2 separate regions of the Homo sapiens genome follow, and region 2 is linked to region 1. The links are chromatin loops, found by intact Hi-C in ENCODE. Cell type or tissue: Caco-2. All regions are shown on one strand. Each heading gives the region's core, and the rest is flanking DNA. Links, peaks and the distances in the headings are about the cores only. Region 1 overlaps CFAP43 (cilia and flagella associated protein 43). Region 2 overlaps SLK (STE20 like kinase).

Evidence for each region. Peaks named below come from ENCODE experiments on the same cell type or tissue, not always from the same donor. Only the 100,000 strongest peaks of a DNase experiment are listed, where the experiment ranks them.
Region 2: a loop joins it to region 1, with 2.7 times the contacts of the local background. A loop is called at or near these places in 2 of 110 quality-filtered maps.

The regions. Positions count from the first base shown.
Region 1 is chr10:104,205,336-104,215,844 of GRCh38, forward strand. It overlaps CFAP43 (cilia and flagella associated protein 43), which reads right to left. Exons shown (of 38, transcript NM_025145.7): 4 at 8,924-9,091; 5 at 6,672-6,822; 6 at 2,330-2,489; 7 at 628-695. Among named protein-coding and RNA genes, the nearest start is that of MIR609, 8.3 kb to the right of the region's middle. In Caco-2, for the core only: a CTCF peak has its summit at 4,434; a DNase peak (open chromatin) is centred at 4,462.
Region 2 is chr10:103,976,608-103,987,116 of GRCh38, forward strand. The region is part of intron 1 of SLK (STE20 like kinase); the gene reads left to right. Among named protein-coding and RNA genes, the nearest start is that of SLK, 15 kb to the left of the region's middle. In Caco-2, for the core only: a CTCF peak has its summit at 6,253 (motif pointing right); a DNase peak (open chromatin) is centred at 6,234.

The DNA of each region.
Region 1 (10,509 bases), core at 1,283-9,282:
TATGTTCAAGCCCTAACTCTTCCAATTACTTGCTGGTGAACTCTGTGAGATTAGATTCCTTGTCTGTAAAAGGAGGATGTCAATAGTTTCTATTTGATAAGGTTGTTGTAAGGACCTATAAGATAATACAAGTAAAGTACTTAGCTTGGTGCCTGGCACAAAGCAAGCACCAAGTAAATGGAGGCTATTAATACTGATTCGAATATCAACAATAACATTATGATACATGTAAGTTAAATGGGCATTCACAAGAGTCTAAGCTGCAGCTTAGACAAAGGATTCCAAATTCGTGTCTGATAAGCTAATACATTAAGTGTAGAAATGAGCATGGAATTGGGTTACAGATATTAGGTATTTTTTCATTGCGGAAGGGCAATGGATTTTTAAATTCTATTTGTGTTTGTTTGCAGTAATATATGGTAGTTCATTATATCGTCCCCTCTATTTTGTATAGATTTGAAGCTATTCATAATAAATCCTTTTTAATAGTACCCAAAGAGGAAACCATTTTAATTAATAATGTGACAGATCTGACATCCTAAAATATGGCTCATAATAGTAAATGGCAACAAATGGGAATTGTGAATTTTCTTTAAACCAATTAATTTGAAAAAAAGAATACATTACAATTCCAGAAGCCAGCACGCCCTCCTTCTGATATACCAAGGTTACTGGACTGATAAAATTTCTTCTGTCTTCTGGAAAAGAAAAACAAGGTAAAGCAGGTGACGTAATTAAAAGTACAATGTAACAATGAATAATAAAAGCTACTTTTACTGATGTAAATCTTATAAGTTGTTTTTGAATTCTCTATCATCAGATCTATGTAACTAACATAGATGCTAGATTAGAGAGAGGAGCAAGGCTGGAGGGTATAGTAGGAGTAAAGGGAAGAGAGAAAGGGAGTTGGGAGGGAAGTGAAACCTCATGGCCTCAGTTTTACAGGGAAAGTGAGTCAGAGAATAGGAAAAAAGGCAGATGAGGGACAATGCAATGGGGAAAACTTGCTGGAGGGGGTGGTATTTGAGCTGGGCATTGGCAGATTCAGAGACAGTAAGTGCCAAGGGAATGGGCTAGAGGCATGTCTGTGAAATGGTGAAAATAAATGACTGGCTCAGAAAACTCATACCAGGGCATAGTTGGAAATAATATTAATGGAGTAGGTAGGATCAGATTAGGGAGAGCGTGAAATCAAGGCAGAGCAGTTCTTGAGCTGGGTGTTAAAAGTGGCCTTCAAAGAGGCAATTTGACAGAGATAAACTGCATAGATTGGGTCAGATGTAGATTAAGGTCAGTGAAGTCCATCCTAAAGTTGTTACAGAAATCAAGGTGTGAAATAGTAAGAGCAATTGAAATAGAGAGTGCTTTGGACAGGTTTGAGGAGCTTGTCTTGGCAAGGCCCCCTCCTCCCAGGGTCTACATCTACTGCTCAATGAGTGGACAGTGGCTCCTGTGGCCCAGGCCCAACCATGGCCACAGCTGATAGGGTCAGGAATAGACACTATATCTAGGGCAGAATAGATCAGGTTATCTTTCAAATTCTAGCTGAGCAATATGGCAGGGTGTGGTGGCTCCTGCCTGTAATCCCAGCACTTTGGGAGGCCAAGGCAGGCAGATCACTTGAGGTCAGGAGTTCAAGATCAGCCGGGCCAACATGACGAAACCCCATCTCTACTAAAAATACAAAAATTAGCCAGGCGTGGTAGTGTGTGCCTATAATTCCAGGTACCTGGGAGGCTGAGACACGAGATCGCTTGAACCCAGGAGGCGGAGGTTGCAGTGAGCCAAGATTGCACCACTGCATCCTAGCCTGGGTGACAGAATGAGACTCTGTCTAAAAAAAAACCAAAAAAACAACACCTCTAACCGAGCAATAGAAAGGTAATTTTCAAGATGGCTTTTGGGCTTAACAGATGATCAGCCTGGAGAAAAGGGTTGGGGTGGGGGCAGGAAAGGGTATGATTAGCAGACTAAGCAGAATGGGCATATGTATAGAAAAGGATACAGCACAGTAGCCAAGAACTTGGACTCTGAGGTATTATTGCCTGGGTTCAGGTGTCAGCTCCACAGTTTACGTGGACTGGGCCATGTTTCCTAACATATCTCTTCTGTATCGTGGAGATTAAGGTGTCTCTCCTCATAATGTTGTTCTGAGGATTACATGAAATATGCATATAAAGTGATGGTAGAATGCCAACAGCACAGTAACAGCCAGAGGATTAAGAAGAAGGAGGATTCAAAGATGTCTCCAAGAAAGAGAAAAATAGGGAAAACCAAAAAAACCAACACCCATGGCTATACAGGAATATGAAGTAGGACAGTTTCTTACCCAATGGCGATTCCTCTTCTATCTTATTAAGTACAGTCACTTGCAAGGTGTCTCCATTAATCATTAAAAGATGACCCTCTTCACAGCCAATGTACAAGTCACTTGTTGGAGTCCAGCAATGCATAGTCGGGTGAAGCAAAGGATATAGATCATCTTTCGGCTTCAGGGAGAGAATAAAACCTTGTGTTAAGAAAACAATCACGGCTAAAAGCCTGAGAAATACTCACCAGAACAACTGACAAAAAGGAACCATACTTAACCCCATAGACGCAGAAAACATAGGAACATTGAGCATTCATCATAATAATTTTTTTTAAGGACAGACTGACTTTAATTTATTATTTGTACCTTTCATGCCCTCATAGCCTTAGATAGTTAGAAAATAAATAGTTGGGTAACAATCTGGTCACCCAGTGGATCAAGAAAAAGGCAAACCACCTTTCCCACTCCAAAAAATTAAACTGCTGCTGAATAGTGACACTTCTGTGGTGTCTGATTGAGATTTGACTCATAAGGAAGAGAGTTATTCACCGTTATCACCATTATTGAAAAGTTTCCTGAGTTTTTTTTATGACATCTAACCTTAAACTATAAATCACAAAGACAGACTTAACTGAAATGACAATAGGATCAAAATCTTAAACAAAACAACAACAAAACACCATGTCTCTCATTTGCACAATACCAGTGAATCTGTGTGTATAAAACAAAATGTGAAGATTAAAATTTGAAATTTTCTGGCCTTGGTATGTTAAACTAGTATTGTATGTGGCTTTTTTTTCTTTAAGACAAACCTGGGCTTGTCTTCCTATTACTTTTTCATCAATAAATATATTTGATGACATTTAAAAATGAATGTGAGTATATGGATTATGTAAGCAGAAACAATAGTTTATAATTCTGAGATATTTAAAAATAAAGGGTACCAGTAGTGTTTAGAAATGTTTGTTGATAATATCATCTCCTTTTTCAGTCCTCTAGAATCAGAAATCATTTTGATCACATGATGACAAAACATGAAAAATTGCAGTCCAATTTAATCCTGCTTTAGAAAATGTAAAAATCCATATATATTTCAAAATATTTGAGTCTCTAAAAGAGATTCCTATTTAGCAACATCTGTTTGAAAAAATTAAAAAGGTAGATGGAAAATAGAAATTAGACACTTGAGATTAAGTTCATGATCTTGGATCCAATTTCTGCCCAGATAACATCTGCCTTTGATTTCCCCCATGCTACGACTTAAAACTGGATACATTTCTAACGCCCTAAATAAGTTGTGTAATGTGACTCAGGGCTATTTAAAGTCCTGTAATGTACCCTTCTGGCATTAGCTATGAATAGATAATGGGATTATTTGATGTTTGTAATTTTTTAAAAGTCCACAACTTATCCATTTTTAAGACCTTATACAGATCGAGTCATTATTGATTCCCTTGCCATTGGTACCCAGGTCACAAGAAATGACATTGAAGGAGGGAATAGAATCAAGACATTTGAGATCTATTTTTGGTTATGCTTTCACTCATTGTACAGACATTAATTAATGTTTTAAACATTTTCCTCACTTTATTTTGCTACAAAATGAAAAAGTAAACTACTGGGAAAATGTCTAACTTAAATACAAAATATATGGCTTTATTAATAATCCATGAATGATTTAGGGTTGTCAAACTATAATATTACATTTCTGCTTTCAGAAAAATTTAAAATACACTGAGTGCACAAGTCCTAGGAAATAAAGATGTCTGCCCAGACAATATATCCACATAGCAAAACTGCAGGCGTACCCCTTAAATTTATACAAATAAAAAAGGTTTTAAAATAAAGATGTCTATTATGAGCATTTTAAAATAATAACTCCACATTTGAGTATTTAAAGAAGGCATTTCATAGCATTTCTCAAATGACAAGGACAATTGCCTGAATTTTAAATGTTTTATGCAGAGTTCGTTATGTTTGTACAAAATGTGAAATATAAGGGCTCCTACACATATTTTCTGCCCAGAAAAACCCAATTTGAGAGAGTAGAAATTTAGGGGCTCTGGCACCAAATACTAAACATAGAAAAATTTGAGTTGCAAACCTTGATGGCTGATCTCTTTGTTCTTCCTTTGCTGCCCCACTGTGGCTGAATGCAGTTATATCTCCAAGGCTGAGACCTGTGCTATAAAAGGAACTACAGTATCCACAGGGGATGGGTTCCAGGACCCCCCACTGATACCAAAATCTGTGGATGCTCCAGTTCCTTACATAAAATGGCATAGTATTTCCATATAACCTACATACATCCCCCTGTAAATTTTTTCTTTATTTTTAATTATTTTATTTTATTTTTTCTCCCATATACTTTTAAGTCATCTCTAGGTTACTTATAATACCTAATACAATGTAAATGTTTTATAAATAGTTGTTATACTATATTGTTTAGGAAATAACGAGAAGAAATAAAAGTGTGTATATATTCAGTACAGATGCAACCATACAACTTTTTTCTGAATATTTTTGATCTGCAGTGGGTTGAATACACAGAAGTGGAACCCACGAATGCAGGAGATTGACTATAATCTCTTTCCATAATTTAAAAAGGTGAATCATTGACATTCATTAGAGGAAATATTAAGGGCATGTAACCCTTTCTCTTGCTTGCCACAGAGATTTTTGAATGAACTAATCTTCACACTGAATTATTTTTATTTTAGTTTAGCTTAGTTTAGTTTTTGAGACGGAGTCTCGCTGTCACCCAGGCTGGAGTGCAATGGTGCAATCTTGGCTCACTGCAACCTCCGCCTCCCGGCTTCAAGTGATTCTCCCACCTCAGCCTCCCGAGTAGCTGGGATTGCAGGCATCTGCCATCATGCCCAGCTAATTTTTAACACAAGGGTAAAGCATAGCAGGTTCAAGAGGGCCAAAAAAGTGGAGCTTCTCCCTTCATCCCAAAGGTCTTGCAGGTGCTGCCCTCTGTTCCCTGCCTGTCTCTTGAATAGCACCCCACACCTCACTTCCACTTCATTTATCATGCTCCAGCCATATGCATCTTTTCTCAGTTCCTTACACATACCAAGTTCTCTTTTTCCCTTAGGGCCTTGCACATGCAGGTCCTTCCACGTGAAACACTCTTTTTTTTTTTTTTTTTTTTTTTTTGAGACGGAGTCTCGCTCTGTCGCCCAGGCTGGAGTGCAGTGGCGTGATCTCGACTCACTGCAAGTTCTGCCTCCCGGGTTCTCACCATTCTCCTGCCTCAGCCTCCCAAGTAGCTGGGATTACAGGCGTCCGCCACCATGCCCGGCTAATTTTTTTGTATTTTTAGTAGAGACGGGGTTTCACTGTGTTAACCAGGATGATCTCGATCTCCTGACCTCGTGATCCACCCGTCTCGGCCTCCCAAAGGAAACACTCTTTATCCTGCTTGTAACATGAGTAATGCCTCCTTGTCCTTCAAATCTTAGCTTAAGTGTCATCTCCCCAGAGGCCTTCCTTAACCAGCCCATCCCATCCTTGCTGCCCTGTCTCCATTTATTCTGTTGTAATAATTACCACATTTTGTAATGATTCAATATATCATTGCAAAATGTGATAATTATTACAAAAGAACAATACTCTTTACTTTTGTTGTTGTAGTTCTGTCTCCCTGACAAGAATGTAAGCTCCATGAGAATTACATGGAGCCTGCTTGGCCACCATGCGAATCCCATTGCTTAAAACAGTGTCTGCTCCATAGAAGAAACTTGATAAATCTCTGTTGAATGAATGAATGAATGAATGGGTGTGTAACACCTGGCAAACTCCCTTTTGAAACTTTCTTCTGCTGTTTCCTACGGCCTTGTTCCTCCCTCCCGGGTTTGCTCCTACTTCTGTGACTGCGCCTTCTCAGAATTCCTTTCGCCCCTGAGTTCAGCAGTCAGCTGGCTCTGGCTCTCTTTTCTTCCCTTGCACCCTTTCTCTCTTTGCTCATCACATCCCCTCAGTGCTCCCACCGTCCTATCTGTGAGAATGACACTGACAGTCCCACCTCTCCTCCCTAACACTAGGTCCACTTTCCCAACTTCTGCCCAGCATCTCCACCTAGGTGTCTTCCCTGCACCCCAAATTGAGTATGCCCAAAATGGAAATCACACCTGGGCCCCCTGTCTCTGTTAGCAATGCCGTCATCATCCCAGTCATCCAAACTCAAAACTCCAGAGTCTTCATCTCTCACAGTCTCTGTGGCTAATCTATATTAAAAACCAAGATGATCCTCTGTATCCTGCATTTCTCAAGGGATGGTTATGCCAATCAAATGAGATCAGGCTTCCTAGACCTCAACCCATTAGGCAAACAGGAAGAGGTGCCAGGTAATTACCCGGAAAGTCTCTGCCTCTTTGCCTACCAGCCCGGCAATGGCTGACAGTGGCAGCACGGGACCATAGATGAGATCTTTCGGCAACGACTGGGGGAAAACGACATCCGTTTCATTAAAAAATGACCCATCTTCTAGAGGTAATTTCACCGACCTGTAGACAAAAGAGGCATCAGAACAATGAGATGAACAGAAACTTCTTATTGATGCAACCACTGCATATCAGTTTAAGTGAGGTGGGGAGGTATTATAACTTGCAAAAATCAAATAAGAAGATAAAAGCCAAATGATAGATTTAAAAATATATAACAGGTTGTAAAAAGACAAGTTACACAGTTTTAAATTAAGTACTGAGGGATTATAAAAATTTTTGAAAGTTAATATCTAAAGCAGGAGTTGTAAATTTGAATACTGGATGAGGGTCGGGCAGGTGATATGTGACTGGTGAGGACAGTGGAAAATGGGAAAATATTTGTCCCTCCTCAAGGTGGCAGGGACCACTCAGTTCAAGCCAAGAGGGTTGTTGACATGTGAGAATTTTGATTCCAAAATTTCAAGAGAATACTATAACCTGGATATTTATGAGAAATCTCTTAAACTTTAAATGTTGGCAACTAATTCAAATGAAAAACACTGTAGACTAAAATAAATATATATTTAAACATATATTCAGGCTGTATTCAGCTACTTTTATAATCTCTGATATTGAGTTCATTTTCAAATTTATCATATATCTACTTTTAATTTATAATATGGTTATAAAGGTTAATTTAGAGAATTTGTGGTTTCATGCATTAAATTCAAAACTTCCTTGCCTAGATTTTATAAATGATAAACAATTTTGAAAAACAATCACATAAAAACAGCACCTACTACTCAAATGTAAGGCTGAAGTGTGTTTGAATCCTGCTTGCTTTGTGAACTAGGACAATCCACTCGTTTTATCTCCCATTTTATTTGCTTACAGAAAAGTCACAACTCAGTATTCAGAACTTGAGTAGAACGTTTGAGGGAGGCAAAGGGAGAAAAGGGTGTGATAAATTACTTGCCTGCCCTCACAAGGATCTGATAGAGATATCACCCACTTTTATTAAAAGGTGCAGTGTTGTCAACTCTCACTAGAGACAGATTTGGCTATTCAATGGGTTACTGTGAAAAAGAAGTTGAGACATAAAGAGCACTGAGCAGAAAGGCTTCTCTTAAGGCTCTCCATTTCAAAAGCTTTATTTACTAGCTTTAGATTCTCTTAAGGCGATTTATCAAAATTGCAATTTCAAGGGAATACTTTTGAGATCTCTTAAAAATCAAGAGATCCAACATCTCTTCAACTTTGACTTCATGGAGTACACTGAAAATGGTCAGCTCAGTAGCACCTTGAGTCTCCGAGCTCTTTCTCAACAAAAGCACCCATTATCACCACGGCATTTGTCACAGAATTTCTCTTTGACCCAGTTCTATTTAAACAGGTAACTCCCATGGCTCCACTATACACAACTACCCTTTTGCTTGCGGATAATGTGTCTGAATGTATAATCTGCATATTTTTTTTTTTAGATGGAATCTTGCTCTGTCCCTAGGCTGGAGTGTAGTGGCACGATCTCGGCTCACTGCAACCTCCACCTCTTGGGTTCAAGTGATTCTCCTGTCTCAGCCTCCCGAGTAGCTGGGACTACAAGCATGCGCCACCATGCCCGGCTAATTTTTTGTATTTTTAGTAGAGACGGGGTTTCGCCGTGTTAGCCAGGATGGTCTCGATCTCCTGACCTCGTGATCCGCCTGCCTCGGCCTCCCAGATTGCTGGGACTACAGGCGTGAGCCACTGCACTCGGCCAATCTGCATACTTTCTATATCTAACCATTTCTTATTTTTGAAATTCCAGTAGGGCATCTGAGTAATAGCAAAAGTCTTAACTCTCCTTTTTATACAACAGGCATGTTTTAAAATAGTAAGGACAAATAAAATTTTAGAAAATTAGATCATGTTGGAAAAAGCTCTCAGAGAACTTAATATTTTAAATAAATTAATTGGGAAACAAGTCATAGAGAATTCTTTTGAAATGCAAACAACCACTCCAAGGTAATCACGCATGTAGAAAGATGTTATAACAAGATAAGCTGAACGTATGTGTGTGTATGTGTGTGTATGCATATATATGTATGTATAAAGCCACTTAATTCATCAAATTGACCCAATCACATTACACGAATGCAAACAAAGACCACCATGTTGCTACTGTTGTAACAAAGGCTCCTACCTTGCTCTGAAACAATGCTCCTGGTTACTTCTTTCAATGGTCCACACGCTCACTGTACTTGGACTTGATAAGCACAGCTGGCGCCAGTTCATGGGGTTAAAAGACATTTGGTTCACATCCATTCCAGGCTGTGATTTCTTACACAAAATGATACTCGATTCCCAGTTCCTTAGAGAAAAATAGCATTTGATGAAAAAAAGTTCATTTGAATTTCATGTATTTAGAACATTTATCTATTTTTTAATTTACATAAATTGGGATATAATTTATGATACAATTTATATAATCAATGACCTTAATGTCAAATTTATAAATAATTATGCTTATCATTGTATTGTATCCTAAGAAAGCAAAAAAACTATGTTTTAAAAACACTATACTGTCATATGCTATACCAAGGCTATTTTATCTTCTTTAATAATTTTGCAATTTAACTCAGCCAAACCTAGAAAATGAAATATATCATCACATTTGCTACAAAACAAGTGTAAGTGCCTGAATCTGTAAGTACTACATGTGAGTACTCCATATGGATCTGGGGGTACTGTTCTCATCGATGCCAATTGATCATTTATTGAGTTTTTAAAATTAAAGTGGTGCCAGGCGCGGTGGCTCACGCCTGTAATCCCAGCACTTTGGGAGGCCAAAGCGGGTGGATCACGAGGTCAGGAGTTCAAGACCAGCCTGGCCAATATGGTGAAACCTGTCTCTACTAAAAATACAAAAATTAGCTGGGTATGGTGGCACACGCCTGTAATCCCAGCTACTTGGGAGGCTGAGGCAGGAGCATCGCTTGAACCTGGGAGGCGGAGGTTGCAGTGAGCCAAGATTGTGCCACTGCACTCCAGCCTGGGCAACAGAGCAAGACTCCATCTCAAAAATAAATAAATAAATAAATAAATAAATAAATAAATAAATAAAGTGGTGTATTTTAAAATGGATTTATTCATTTACCCATTTAAGAGAATATCCTGAACTCCTACCATGAACAAAGTCCCTTGCTAGATGAAGGAAAAGAAAAAAATTAAATGTGAGCTATGCCCTCAAATGAGGGGCCAGAACTCCATTCAGAGTTGTGATTAGGAAACTGGAGCTAATATTGATTGAGCTTAGCTTGCCTTTCACTCCCTCCTGCCCTCATCCTTCATTCCCTATCACAAATGCCCTGCCCAACACATCAACCACACTCTTGCTGGAATCTCTGGTTCCCTTGATCCTTTGACTTTTTGCATCAGGTACCTGGCAAAGACCGTCATCCCTGGATGGAGACAACTGAAAGCCTGGGCTGCTAGAGACATGGGAACAAAGACTACAGGACTGTGCATGGCAGTGACACCATAAACTTGTGGTTGCCACCCCCCACCAGACCCTCAATAGGATCTCCAATCCTGCTATGTTTCTCTGGCCAGTTCTCTCTCTCTCATTCTCTAAAATGGGCATTTAAAATATTCTCCCCTCTCCCGAAACCTCTAGCCCCTCTACTCCCTTCTCAATCTCAGTAAATGGCTTTGATTCCCATGAATAAAATAGAGGCCATCAGCTGAGAATTCTTGCTCTCAAGTATAACTACCCATTTGGGTCTGCAT
Region 2 (10,509 bases), core at 1,755-9,754, 230 kb before region 1:
GGTATAATTTATATACCACAAAATTCACCCATATAATTTTGTGAGTTTTAGTAAATCTGTATAGTTTTGCAGCCATTACTACAATCCAGCTTTGGAAGCTTTCTGTCACCCCCCGAAAGTTCTCATGTGCCTATTTTGCAGTCTGTCTCTATTCCCACACCAAGCTCAAGATAGCCCTTACTTGCTTTCGGAATGGCTCTGTAATTTTGCCTTTTCTAGAATTTTTTAATAAGTGGAAACATACAATATGTATTCTTAATATGTATGGCTTTTTGCACTTAGCACAGGGTTTCTCAGTGTTGGCACTACAGCCGTTTTGGACAGGATAATCCTTTTTTGTGGAGGGCTGTCCTATGCACTGTAGGATGCATCCCTGACCCTACCCCTTTGTGACAACCTAAAATACTTCCAGACATTGCCAAATGTCTCCTGGATGGCAAAATCAGCACCACTGGTTGAGTGTAATTTTTCAGGATTCATCTGTGTTATTCATTTGTCTATTAAAATTTTTGGTTATTTATATTTTCCTTAATGATTTGTAGGATATGAGGTCCTTTTTCCACAATGTAGATTGCTTTTCATTTATTTAATTCTTTTTCCTGATCCATAGAGGTATTTTTAAATTAGAAAATAAATTTATTAGAAAACAAAGGTTGAAAATAAACAGAATGAACAAACTCTATTTTTGCTTGCCCCAAAACCTCAATAAAAACTGTTATCTGGCCAGGTGCAGTGACTCATGCCTGTAATCCCAGCACTTTATAAGTTTGAGGCAGTAGGATTGCTTGAGCCCAGGAATTCAAGAACAGCCTGGGCAACATAGCGAGACCCCATGTCTACGGAAAGTAGTAAAAAAACTTAGCTGGGCATGATGGCACTCACCTGTGGTCACAGCTGCTGGAGAGGCTGAAGTGGGAGGATCCCTTGAACTTGGTGGAGGCTGCAGTGAGCTGTGATTGTGCCACTGCACTCCAGCCTTGGTGACAGAGCAAGACCTCGTCTCAAACAACAACAGCAAACAACTATTATCTCTTAAAATTTTAATATTTTTTCATATAAGTTCTGCATTTCCTTGTTAAATTTTTGCCTTGATAGTTTATCTTTCCAGCTACTATTTTGAATGGGATAGTTCTTCCATTATGTTTTGCAATTATTGTTTGGATATAAGAAAGCTATTAATTACTATTCTATAATATCTTAACCTTATTGAGTGCTCTTATTGTTTATTTTCCCCTCAACATTGAAGTTTTTCAATCCTATAAAAATGTTGATATGTAAAAAAAGTTGTATAGAGAACATACACATATCAACTACCTAGATTCTACAGCTGTTCATATTTTGCTATACTGACTTTATTACACACGTCTATCCATCCATTCATCCATTTATCCATTCATTATCTGTTTCTCTTTTTCATTTTCTTAAGGATTTTCTCTTCTTTCAAGTATTTGTACCTTTGTTTTTTTCACTTGTCTAATTATGTTGATTAATCCTTCCTGAACAATTCTAAATAATTCGACATTGGAAATGTTAGTAATTTAGTGAATTATTTTATAATATATTTTCTGGCACAATTTTAAAGTTTTAAACTTTCCTTCTTAGTTTTCTGTTTTCTACCAGAAAGTTATTGTTTATGTGCTGACATAGACTTCTAGATAAAGTGGCATATTACTTTATTCCCATGTTTCTTATTTGTAAATCTGTATTTAAATTCACACAGATCTTTAACATAACTCTGTAACAGAAGCAGTTAATTCTTATTTTGCCAGTGTCTCTATGTCAAGGTACACTTCTGCTTGAATATAAGATGCTATTGCTGTTACTGTATGAAATGTTGCCTTTTTATTATAAAAATCTGTCACTTTTATGTACCAAAATGAGAACTGAGATGGTTTTGAAATTTCAGAAAAAATTTTAACAAAAGAACTAATCGATTCAGTGAATATATATTTTTTTTCCTTAAAGAGCAATCATTTTCAGAAGTAGTTTTTAAGTGATAATCTCATCTCAAGATAATGGGAAGAAAAATGTCAAGACCAGGGCATTTATTTTATATCCCTGTGTTTCTTACTAACGTGTTTTTTATCTGTAAGGATATAACTACTGAATGTACATATGGAGTATAAAAACAATATTTTATTGTTCTTTTAATTTATAAGATGATCAACTTTTCCAATTTACCAGCTTATCAGCTCACATTTCTTCCTATAAATCAATGCTGAAATATTAGTTAATTTGAGTGCTTTCTTTAGAAAGGGAAGGTATTTGAATCATCCCTCCTTCCATCCCTTCCTCCTTTCTTGGAAAGTGTGAGCAAAGTTAATAAATTTCATTTCTCTTTGTATGTTGTCATTTTAGCATCTCAATTTTAAAGAAATGTACTGGAAATCAAGATATTTTATTAATTTTAATTTTAATATTTTTTTGAGACAGGGTCTCACTCTGTCGCCCAGGCAGGAGTGCAGTGCCGCGATCTTGGCTCACTGCAACCTCCGCTTCCCACGTTCAAGTGATTCTCATGCCTCAGCCTCTGGAGTAGCTGGGATTACAGGCGCCCGCCACCACACCCAGCTAATTTTTGTATTTTTTAGTAGAGATGGGGTTTCGCCTTGTTGGCCAGGCTGGTCCCCAACTCCTGGGCTTAAGCTATCCGCCTGCCTTGGCCTCCCAAAGTGCTGGGATTATAGGCGTGAGCCACCGTATCCAGCCAAGATATTTTATTTTTGCTTGTAAAGCATGTTTTATTTCCAGTTGGTATGTTGTATGGCATGAGCTTTATAAAGTCTCTTAAAATTTTAAAGATCTGTGATATGGCTTATTCACATTTAAAGATAAAGTAATATTACATAATTTATTTCAGAGTATCCTGCCAAAGTTTTATAAAGAATGGCCAAGAAACTAGCATACCATATCTGATTTTGGATCTTTAAATTAACCTTGATAGAATCTTTTTTCTGGCCTGCTTTTTTTTGGTCTGTGCCCTGATGGATGTGAAGTAATATCGTCCCTGATTACTAATGAGGTTGAGCTCATTTTCATATGTTTATTGGCCATTTGGATTTCCTGTTCTCTGAAGTGATTGTTAAAGTCTTTTGGGCTCTCTTTCTTTTTCTTATTGATTTATGGGGGTCATTATACATTTTGGATACTTATCCTTTGTCCGTTATATATGAGGCACATATTTTCTTTTGCATTGTGGTTTATCTTTTCACTCTCTTTAGGATTTTCTTTTTTTGTGTAGACATTTTAAGTTTTAATATAGTCCAATTTATTAACTTTTCCCTACATGGCTAATGTTTTTGTCTTAAGAAATTCTTTCCTAACCAAGATGGTGAAGATATCCTGCTGTGTTATCTTTGTAAAGTTTTATGGTATTGCCTTCTACATTAGGTGTGTAATTAAACTGGTGTTGATTTTTGCTTATAGAGTGAGGTAAGGACCGAATTTTATTTTTTCTATGTAGATACCCAGTTGTCCCAGCACCATGTACTTTAAAGACCGTCCTTTTCTTACTGCTTTGCAATGCTTCCATCATATAATGGATGTCCGTACGCACATAGTATATTTCCATGACATTCTCTTAGGTTAAATTTTTAGGAGAATTGTTAGAGCAAAACAAATGATTATTTATTAATGCTTATTTTGAAATTACAAAATTTGTGCACATTTATTTTTCAATTTTTTAATTGTAGTAAAATACACATAAAATTTACTGTCTTGACTATTTTTTATATCCTGTGAAGATTCACCATCGTCATGATTTTTAAATGTCTAGTTCAGTGGTATTAAATACATTCGTAATGTGCAACTGTCACCACTGTCTGTCCATCATGCCTCTTATCTTTTAAAATGAAACTCTACCGTGTTAAACAGTAACTTCCTATTTCTTCCTTCCTCCTGCCCTAGGCAACTGTTCTTCTACTTTTTGATACCATGATTTTGACTATCCTAAGTACCTCATTAAATGGAATCATACAGTATTTATCATTTTGTGACTTAGTTCCTTTAGCGTAATGAGCCTTAAGGTTCATCCATGTCATAGCATATGTTAGAATTTCCTTCCTTTTTAAGGCTGAATAATATTTGTGGTATGTATATACACATTTTTCTTATCCACTCATCTATTGATGTCACTTGGATTGCTTGCATGTTTTAGCTGTTGTGTATTTAGCTACGAACGTGGGTGTACAAGTATCTCTTTGAGACCCTGCTTTCAGTTTTTTAGGGTATATACCCAGGAGTGGGATTCCTGGATCTTGTAGGAATCTATTTTTAATTTTTTGGGGGAACTGCCATATTGTTTTCTGTAGCTGTACCAATTTTACATTTCCATCGATTTGTGCACAAGAGTTCTAATTTCTCCACATCTTTACCTATACTTGTTCTTTTCATTCTTTTTTAAAGTAATAGTCATCCTAGTGGGTGTAAGGTGGTACTTATATAGTTTTGACTTATATATCTCTAATATTAGTGACGTTGAGCATCTTTTCATGTGCTTATTGGCCATTTGTATATCTTCCTGGGAGAAATACCTGTTCGGCTCCTTTGCCTATTTTTGAATTGGGCTAGTTGTGGGTTTTTTTTGTTGTTGTTGTTGTTGTTGTTGAGTTTTAGGAGTTGTCTGTATATTCTGGATATTAATCCTCATCAGATACATGATTTGTAAATATTTTCTGTCACTTTATAGGTTGCCATTTTACTGTAATATTGTCTTTTAAAATGTATAACATTTTACAATTTTCATCAAGTCCAGTTCCGTGTTTTCTTTTGTTGCCTGTGCTTTAGTGTCATATCTCAGAATTCATTGTCAAGTCCAGTATCATAAAGCTTTTGCCTCATGCTGTCTTCTGAGAGTTTTATAGTTTTAGGTCTTACATTTAGGTTTTTCTTTGGTCCATTTTGAGTTAATTTTTGTTTATGGTGTTAGGTAAGGGTCCAACTTCACTGTTTCACATGTGGATATTCAGATTTCCCAGTACCATTTTTTGAAAAGACTGTCCTTTTCTCATTGACTGGTCTTGGAACCCTTGCCAAAAATCATTAGACCATATATATGCCAGTTTTTTTTTTTCTGGTCTCTATTCCATTGGTTTATATTTCAGGACTGCACTGTTTTGATTACTGTAGCTTCGTAGTAAGTTTGAAATCAGGAAGTGTGAGTCTTCAAGCTTTGTTCTTTTTCAAGATTATTTTGGCTATTCAGGGTCCATTGAGATTCCATGTGAATTTTGGGATAGGGTTTTCTATTACTGCAAAAAATGTCATTGAGATTTTGATAGGGATTGCATTGAATCTGTAGATTGCTTTGGGTAGTATTGACATTTTAACAATATTAGGCCTCCAATATATGAACATGGGATGTGTTTTTATTTATGTCTTTGATTTCTTCCAGCATTGATTTTTTAGTTTTCATTGTACAAGTCTTTCATCTCCTTGGTTAAGTTAATTCCCAAGTGTTTTATTCTCTTTGATGCTATCGTAAATGGGATTGTTTTCCTTACTATTTAAAAGTCTTTATTTTTCTTGAATTAATTTCCAGACGTGGTACATTTTTTGTCTTATTTTAAAATATATTTTTGAAATTGTCTTTTTGTGTTCTGTTTTTCATCTTTTCCAACTATGCAATCTATGCACATTTCCTCAGCTTCTTTATTACACAGTTGTGTTTGTTTCTGCATATTCATGCTGCTCAGAGTCAATAAGTCCTTGCAATAAGCAGGAAAACTGTGTGATCTGAGAATTGGTAAAACATTTTGGAAACTGCAGACTTAGCCAAATTTAACTTATTACTGACACCATTTTGTTGCTATATTTTGACTGACCAGTGACTAAATTTTGAATACCTAACCAGAACAATATAAATAAAATAGAGTTTGGGAATGTGAAGAAAATATAAGGAGAATATAAAGTATATTTCTTTCTCTTTTGCAGATTTCAGGAAATGACATAATCCTTGGAATTTCTGTAATATTTTACAGAAATTACAGAAAGAATATGTACAGTCGATCCTCATTATTTGCAGATTTTGTATTTGTGAATTTGCCTACTTGTTAAAGTTTACTTGTAGTCCTAAAATCTATACTTGCGGCACTTACTTGGTTATTTGTGTGTATGCGCAAAGCTGCAAAAAAATTTGACTCCTCTAGCAAGCACATTCCCAGCTAAACTTGAACAAGGTGACACTGCCTTGATTTCACCTCTCATGAAGAGATGACCAGAGGACGGAGACAGCAGAGGGCAGTGTAGTGAAGTGCAAGAAGGTCTGGCTGTGGGGGCCAGTTGGATAGGGTTTGAATCCCAAGTCTGACATCTGTTTTTGGGATGGCCTTCCGCAAGTCACTTAACACTTATACACCTCATTTCTCTTTTGTAAAATAAAGAAAGGAGAATCTCCCTGGATGAATTGTTTTCAGGATTTAAGAATATAATAATCTATGTGAGGGGTGTGTGTATGTGCATGGTTTTCCCTATGAACAATGTTTCAGTAGTCGCTAATTCAGTGCTTGCAGTGATTTTATAAAACATAACTACCACAAATAATGAGAATTAACTCTGTGTGTTTGCTAAATGATGATGAATGATTTTATTCTTTTTTAATATTGATACTTGTTCCTACCAAAATCTTAGCAGGACTGAAAAGATCACCATAATTTGCATGTAATTTAAAACAGATAACAGTATGAACAGTCTAAAAGTATATGCTTCCTTCAGTGCGGTTTCCTCTCTCTTCACTTAATAGCTTTTTGGAACTTTGGATATTTATTACCCAAACGTTTACTCTACTCTGTACCTTAGCTCTCCCATCTGTGTTGCTCATAGGTTTTGAAGGATTATGCCAGTTCTTAATCTCAGTTCCAAATACGCCCTTCTATGCTTTGTGATGCTGGTTCAAAGACTGCAGATCACATTTCTGCCTTGCTAGCAGCTCATTTCTGTTTCAAAAGTATAGGGCACTAGAGGGAGGCTGCAAGGAGAAGGAGGAAGAAATGACTTACACCTTTGTCTTGTTTCCTGTGAACTTCCTGTCTGCTTGTTACTTTGACCATCACCCTTGTAGAGGTTTTTTTTTTTTTTGCTCCAGCATCAGCAGTTTCTTTCTGTAGCAGCTGTTGAATACAGTTTGTAGTTTTTCCAACACTCACAGAACTAACCTCATCATAACCCTTCATAACACCAGCACCAGTTGGCTGGTACCCTGTTCCTCAAAAGTTTGGGTCGCAGTCTCACAGGACCCCTCTTCAGAGACAACAGCACCAGCTGAGCAGCACTCTGTCCTCAGAGGTCCGTCTGAGTTTCAGCTCTGTGGAACCCTTCCTCCAAGCTTCTGAATTTTAATAATTCCAATCTTTTCCCTTTGTTCCCATAGTCCTAGGGGTGGTAGCTTTTGCCTGTAGTTGTTACCTCCCTGATCCTTTGTATTATTTTTTCAGTTGGCAACAGAGTTAGTCATTGTTTTTATTAAATTTCTCTATTAAAATAATCAATGTGATTTTCCTCCTGTCTGGACCCTAACTGATACAAGGATTAAATAAGTTACTAAATGGAAAGTGCAGAGAACAGTGCCTCTTCTAATAGCACGATGGATATTACTATATACGATAACATACTTGAAATAATTTGAGATTTTTCTTACTGATTTCTTTGCAAAATACTAATATTTCCAATTTATATAGGTAAAAACATTAAAATAATCATTGAATTTTATTGATATTAATATGCTCAAATATCACCTCGGTTAGACCTAACTTAACTACCCTATTTAAGTTGTAAACTCTGGCCTGTGTGCTCTCATACCCCATTTCCTCATCTTATTTTATGTTTTTTGAGACAGAGTCTCAGTCTGTCAACCATGCTGGAGCGCAATGGTGCAATCTTGGCTCACTGCAACCTCTCCCTCCTGGGTTCAAGTGATTCTTGTGCCTGAGCCTCCTGAGTAGCTGGGATTACAGGCGTGCACCACCACACCGTGCTAATTTTTGTATTTTTTGGTAGAGACAGTATTTCGCCATTTGTCCATGCTGGTCTCGAACTCTTGGGCCCAAGTGATCTGCCCACCTCGTCCTTCCAAAGTGCTGGGATTCCAGGCATGAGCCACCGCGCTCAGCCTTCTCATCTTTCTTATTAGTTTACTTTTTCCCACAGTACTAATTGCTAATATACTGATTTATTTGTTGACTGTCCACTCCCCAAAATTGTAAGTACCCCAGCACAGAGAGATTTTGCATATTTGCACATTGTCAGCATCTAGAACAGTAACCTAACATATAGAAGGCACTCAGTAAGTATTTGTTGGAAGAATGAATGGATTTCAGCAGATCAACTCTTTTGGTCAAGATTTGACCAAGATTTTTAATAGATTTTTATGCAGTAGTTCCCCCTTATCCGAGGTTTCACTTTCCATGGTTTTATTTACCTGCAGTCTGAAAATAGGTGAGTACAGTACAGTAAGATGTATTGAGAGACATCATTCACATAATTTTTATGATAGTATATTGTTACAGTTGTTCTATTTTATTATTATTGTTGTTAGTCTCTTACCGTGCCTAATTTATAAATTAAACTTTATCATAAGTATGTATGCAAGGAAAAAACATAGTATACATAGGGTTTAGTACTATCCAAGGTTTCCAGCATCCTCTGGGGGTCTTGGGATGTATTCCCTGGGGATAGAGGGGACGGCTGTATTACGTTTCTTTTCTAGAGCACATTTCGCTGGGGTGTTGTTTGTCTTTGTGTTTTCTGCAGCTTGGACCAGTGCCTTGTAGTGGATGTTCATGAACATTTTGAGTTGTTCGTGAACAATTTGAGTTGTTTAGTTTTTACATTTTATGGTTAAATGTTCTTACACACTGGACAATTAGGCTCTTCTTCTTTTGGTGGGGGGAAGAATACCTCAGCCTTGAGATGAAATCAACCAGATTGATAGAATCAGTCCCAGTGATTATTTTTTCTTTTTATTCCTTGTTTTTTAGATTCCTTTTGTATTTATCTTACATATTTTTTGTTTGTTTGTTTGTTTGCCTTTGATTGACTAACACCTCTGTGGGACTGAAATCATCTCTGTTTTCTGTGCTGGTCTTTCAGTTTCCAGCTAAAAATTTTATTAAAATATATTCTTCACTATGAAATACTATATAATGTTAGAAAATGTAAAAATATAGAAAGAAAATAAATGAAGATTTAAAAATTATTCCTGTACTCACCACCCAGGGAATACCTTCTGTTCAAACAAGAGTAATATGAGGGTGTAATTTTTTTAGAATATGAAACCAGTATGGAACTTTCAGACAACTTATGTTTCCCAGTATCCCTCATTTGTTTATGTAATGTGGCCAAGCTCTACTGATGATTCATGAAAATAAAAACAGTGATTTTAGGTGATCATGACTGATATTTGAAATCTTTTTATCAACAGAAGTTATATTTTTAAATTAAGATTGGGATTTGTTATTCCATTTTTGTTTTTAACATTTGTTTAGTTCAGTAGTGCCCATCCTCTTTGGCACCAGGGACTGGTTTCATGGAAGACAACTTTTCCACAGACTGGATGCGGGGATGTTTTGGGGATAATTCAAGTGTGTTATGTTTATTGTATACTTTGTTTGTATTATTACTACATTGTAATATATAATGAAATAATTACACAACTCACCATAATATAGAATTAGTGGGAGCTCTGAGCTTGTTTTCCTGCAACTAAATGTTCCCATCTTGGGCTGATGGGAGACAGTGACAGATCATCAGGCGTTAGATTCTCATAAGGAGCACACAACCTAGATCCCTCACATACGCAGTTCACAATAGGGTTCACAGTTCACGATAGAGTTCATGCTCCTCTGAGAAGCTAATGCTGCTGCTCATCTGACAGGAGACAGAGCTCAGGTGGTATTGTGAGCAATGGGGAGTGGCTCTGAATACAGATGAAGCTTTGCTTACTTGCCTGCTGCTCATCTCCTGCTATGCGGCCTGGTTCCTAACAGGCCGTGGACTGGTACTGGTTTGTGGCCCTGTGGTTGGGGAACCCCGGGTTTAGTTATTTCATTAAGCCTTTATGTGAAGAGTTTTTTTTTTTTTTTTTTTTTTTTCCCTGAGACAGAGTCTTGGTCTGTTGCCCAGGCTGGAGTGCAATGGCACGATCTCGGCTCACTGCAACCTCTATCTCCTGGGTTCAAGCAATTCTGCTGCCTCAGGCTCCCAAGTAGTTGGGATTACAGGCATCCGCCACCATGCCTGGTTAATTTTGTATTTTTAGTAGGAATGGGGTTTCACCATGTTGGCCAGGCTGGTCTTGAACTCCTGACCTTGTGATCCGCCCGCCTTGGCCTCCCAAAGTGCTGGGATTACAGGCATGAGCCACCACGCCTGGCCTATGTGAAGAGTTTTTATGCCTTTAGATATTAGGTAGATAAGCTCTTTTTTAAAAATACTTTATGTCCCAGTTATATTAGTGTAGAGAATAGTGTCACACACTTGTAAATATTTATTTCAGTTTTGTTTTTTTAAAGTTTT